Linked DNA regions of Homo sapiens: region 2 is linked to region 1. A link is an interaction called in ENCODE POLR2A ChIA-PET data of the cell type or tissue named here. Cell type or tissue: endothelial cell of umbilical vein. All regions are shown on one strand.

The links. Peaks named below come from ENCODE experiments on the same cell type or tissue, not always from the same donor. Only the 100,000 strongest peaks of a DNase experiment are listed, where the experiment ranks them.
Region 2: POLR2A ChIA-PET joins it to region 1 with 11 read pairs; 2 of 35 experiments call an interaction of 5 or more read pairs at or near these places.

Annotation. Positions count from the first base shown.
Region 1 is chr18:9,093,542-9,096,041 of GRCh38, forward strand. No RefSeq gene overlaps it. Among named protein-coding and RNA genes, the nearest start is that of NDUFV2, 7.9 kb to the right of the region's middle. RefSeq lists enhancers at 1,812-1,901, 1,952-2,021. In endothelial cell of umbilical vein, no CTCF peak of the experiment used is centred here; a DNase peak (open chromatin) is centred at 1,300; H3K27ac peaks cover 1,602 bases.
Region 2 is chr18:9,275,825-9,278,324 of GRCh38, forward strand. The region is part of intron 11 of ANKRD12 (ankyrin repeat domain 12); the gene reads left to right. LOC124904369 (small nucleolar RNA U13) reads left to right here and starts at 2,155; the gene lies at 2,155-2,255. In endothelial cell of umbilical vein, no CTCF peak of the experiment used is centred here; no DNase peak of the experiment used is centred here.

The DNA of each region.
Region 1 (2,500 bases):
TGGGTGCAGCACACCAACATGGCACATGTATACATATGTAACAAACCTGCACGTTGTGCACATGTACCCTAGAGCTTAAAGTATTAAAAAAAAAGTATAATTGACAAAAAAAAAAGTGAAGGAAAAAAATAAATATTTTTAAACATGCAAAATTGTTTAAAAAAAAAGAAAAGGAAGTTCATTTATTAAGAGAAATTACTCCTTGGTTTCAAACTAAAATACTTACCCTCATTCATTCTTTCTCTTCTTCCTTCTTTTCCTCTCTCTTTCTCTCCTTCTTCTTCTTTCTCCTCCTTCCCACCTCTCTTTCTTTCTCCTTCTCTCTTTCGTTTCCAGCTTTCTTTCAGTACATATATGTACTGTTTTCCTGGGAAATTCCATAAAAATGACAAAGATTTTCTGAGTGGTTCTCTTATTTTTAAGCAAAATCAATATTCACAAAGATAGCCTACTTGCATAACCCGATTAAGCCTCAGTTGGAGTAAACTGATTTTTTTTTTTTTTTGACACAGGCTTTCATTTCTGTTGCCCAAGATGGAGAGCAGTGGCATGATCATAGCTCACTGCAGCCTCAAACTCCTGGGATCAAGCAATCCTCCCACCTCAGCCTCCCAAGTAGCTGGGACTACAGGCATATGCCATCATGCCTGGATAATTTTTAAATTTTTTGTAGAGACGGAGTCTCACAATGTTGCCTAGGCTGATGGTAAATTCCTGGCCTCAAGTGATCCTCCCACTTCAGCTTCCCAAAATACTGGGATTACAGGCACGAGCCACCATGCCTGGCCAATATTTTTAATAGATAATTTCATATTGCGTTTCATGACTCTTCTTATTTAGATACACCATGACACTTGTTGCTGGAGGCCTTTAGCTAAACTTGGAATTTCTGTAACCACTGTACATGTTTATTAAATGATGCTAGCCCTACCACTTTCCATTCCCCTGCGTCACATGCTTACACAAAGTCAAATTGGCCTGCTATGGTTATCTTAGAAGCCAGCCTTTCACACCCTGCTGTAGGTATGGTCCCTGAGAAAGTAAGGGCAGACTCTCTTTCCTTTGATAAATTTGTCTATCATCTCTGTCTTAGGAGGAGTGATTTCCTGATTCTATACATGTAAGATATTTGTGGAAAGTCACAAACATTACTGGCCAATTCAACATTCTTATTCCGTTTTGGGTGACTTAAACCATACATATTAACACTAGCATTCCTTAGATGTTGATAGATGAGTAAGAATCAGATTGTGCACTTCATAAGTACAATGGGGTGGTAGTGGTGGGGTGCGGGGGGAGGTTACCAAGAACTACGGATACTGCAAAACAAATCCCTTAAGTAAATAGTGGAAAATGATAGTTTATTTTAAGCCCTTTGAAAAGTTGAAAAATGATGCAAAAGGAAAGAACTCGTCTGTTCTTAGTCAGCTTTTGACCTTTGACTATATAAACATAAGAAACACATGAGCTAGAGCTAGGTAACTAAGCAGGACTTCTCTGCCAGCCAGATGAGCAAAATGAATCTTCCCATTAAGGTTTATAGAGCACCACTACACAAAACTATCACACTCAATAATTTATTCATGAAGAAGGTGGTTGCTAAGATCTTGGCATTCTCAGTAACTTTTTATTTTTTAACCTATAAAATGAGGAGATTGGACAAGATGTTTTCTAGTCTTTCCTTCTCTAAAATGTTGATACCAGGACCCACCAAGTCAGGCTATCTCAGAATCCACACAATAGTTCCTGTCATTCCACTGCTCTCATAGCAAAGCCCCTTATTATCTGGCTTGAAAGTTCTGTCGTATGTCATCTTGCCATTAGCACGCAACAATTCACACACATAGTATGCAAGGCCCTGCCAAAAGCATCCACGAAGGACGATGAAAGCCTCCGCACCAACATCATGTGCCTCTGTTACTATGCACTGAAATGACCTGGCAGGAAGTGGGCCCCAGAGGAAGAAGGGGAACAACGACTCCTCTAACCTTTATTATCAGAATCTGTTTAGGTTTGTTATGTGCCACCTTGACCTTCTAACTGCTCTATAGCAATGCTTATCTTTCATTTCTTTCAGGTGAAAACATACCTCCAAGAAACCCTATTTATGGCAAATTCCTGTGTAACCTTCAAGTGTTACACGCCCTGTGACATCTGACATCCCCAGTAAGACTTTGGGATTCCTTCCTCTCTAAGTTCCCAATTCATGTTGCACATACACTCGTATTATAATCTTTTCCCTGCCAGCATGTAAGGTCTTCCCAGGAAGGGCTATGTCTTTTGCCTTTGTATCTCCAGTGCCCTAGTGCCTGGCATATAAGAGGAGCTGAACATATATTTGCATAGTAAATGAATAAATGAAAGTCTTTTCTGACCAGTTTCATCCTGCTCCGACCACTCTTTCATTATACAGCTTAGACTATTTACATCTCACCACACAAGCATACACAGCAAATGAACCACTGAGATGCAATATGATTTTTCTTAGTCAAGGAATATT
Region 2 (2,500 bases), 180 kb after region 1:
TGGTCCTCCATTTTCTAAAGCACTGTAAACATTAGGTTTCTATTATAAAAGCAGATGATCACAAAACACCTGTACATTTAGGATAGTGCCCTTACAGGTACACATAATTTGTTTCTAAAGTGAATGTTTATACCTTTAGTTCTGACCTTCAGGCAGCTAGAAAGCTATTGTACACTGAAAAATAGTGCAGCTAGATGGCACCTCTAGGTTGTGACAGTCCTAAAAACAGAGCGAGTCTTCTGGTTTGACTTTGAATGTTGGTGGAATACATGAACTGTGGAAGACTGGAGAAATATCTTCAATAAAGTTTACTGCCACATATAAATTACATGAACTCAGAACCAGTCATACTAGTTTTCAGAATTTGTTTATGGCTTATAAACCAGAAAAGAAAGAATTTAAAGATTAAAATTTTTATAATAAACAGTGAAGGATTATCACCTGAAAACAGACTAGGAAATGCTGTTCTAAAGGAAATAAGCTAGTAGTACAAAGGATAATAGGGTATATCACAGAAAAATATTTTTAGACTCTTCTGAGCTTTATTTTTCTCATCTATAAAAAAATCAAGATTGAACTAGATAGGTAGGTTTCAAACTTAAGGCACTGAATGGGTGTGGTGGCTCATGCCTGTAATCCCAGCACTTTGGGAGGCCAAAGTGGGCAATCACTTGAGCTCAGGAGTTCAAGACCAGCTTGGGAAACATGGTGAAACCCCGTCTTTACAAAAAATATAAAAATTAACTGGGTGTGGTGGGGCACACATGTAGTCCCAGCTACCAGGGAGGCTGAGGTAGGAGGATCTGTTGAGCCTGGCAGGCCAAGGCTGCAGTGAGCTGGATTGTACCACTGCACTCGAGCCTGGGCAACAGAGTGGGACCCTGTCTCAAAAAAAAACAAAAAAAAAACTTTAAGTCTCCAACTTTTATTTCAAATGAAAGTGTTCAGAGATATCTGAGGATGCTATTAACATGAATAATTGTGTCTCTTCAGAAAGAACTGTGTGACTAAAGAAATAGGCACTGGAGAGGCCACTGAGGGACTTTCTAGAACTTTCATATTTAAAGATGTTTAAAGGGAAGAATGGATGGTTTTTAATAACTGCAATTAACAGTTTAACCATGTTCTTATAGGCTGGACTAAACAGTGGTATCTTGAGATCTTTTTAAGTTTTGAGCAATCAGAGAGAAATGAGTTTTAGAGCAATATAAATTGAGGTTTATAATCGAGCTACAATGAAAAGTCTCTTGATTTCTAGCTCAGAATGGTTGAGTAAATATATACATACCTGTTGATTCCTTCTTTCTCCCAAAACTCATTGAAATGACAAAAGACATAAAAATTTCAAAGCCTGGCATGGTGGCACATGCCTGTAGCCCCAGCTACCCCAGGTGGCTAAGGTGGGAGGATCGATTAAGCCAAGGAGTTCGAGCCTGCAGTGAGGTATGATTGCGCCCGCTGCACTCCAGCCTGGATGACAGAGTGACACCCTGTTTCTTTTTTTTTTTTTTTTTTTTTTTTTAAGCAGAGTCTGGCTCTGTCGCCCAGGCTGGAGTGCAGTGGCACGATCTCGGCTCACTGCAAGCTCTGCCTCCCTGGTTCATGCCATTCTCCTGCCTCAGCCTCCCGAGTAGCTGGGACTACAGGCGCCCGCCACCACACCCGGCTAATTTTTTGTATTTTTAGTAGAGACGGGGTTTCACCATGTTAGCCAGGATGGTCTCGATCTCCTGACCTCGTGATCCACCCGCCTCGGCCTCCCAAAGTGCTAGGATTACAGGCGTGAGCCACCGCGCCCGGCCGACACCCTGTTTCTTAAAAGTAAAGTAATTAATTAAATTCATTAAAAATAAAAACAAATTCATAGCAGAGCTGGAAATTGAGGTGGGAAACTGTTAGACAAAAACATTAAGAAATTTCTGATAAGATTTAAAATAGATGAAAACATATTGGTAATCAAATACAGCAGAGTTGAGGAATGCCCAGTATCATACAGGTTAAAAAGAGAATTTAAAAAATAAATGCGTTTTCCTAGAACAGTATAAATTTTCAGTTATAAAGGGATTTTGATAACTTGAGTAATTCATTTTCCCTGCCCCAGATTTTCTTAATGATCCAGACCACCTGACTTTAGATTAAATTAAGCTTGCTGAGATCCTTTTGTGGATCATAAGCCTGATGATTGGGTTTTCACACTGTGTGAGACAGGCCTCTCTCAAACCTTGTTGCATTGTGCACACATTACCTGTCTGACATGGGGGAAGAAATTCAGCTTGATGAGATACCAAAATGTGAGGTGTATTCTCTTGACAGAGAGAAACTTATGCTAAAAACATTTCTGCATTTTTGGTGACTTATTTAAATATGGAACTGTTATCCACCCTTTTACAGCTGGCTTTAGAGTAGAAGGTCTCAAGTAGCATGCGTTATTTCCTATGGGAGTAGCCTTGGAAGGAACTAAAGGGAAAAAAGTCTACTTTTCTTTGGGTAGAGGCTCAGA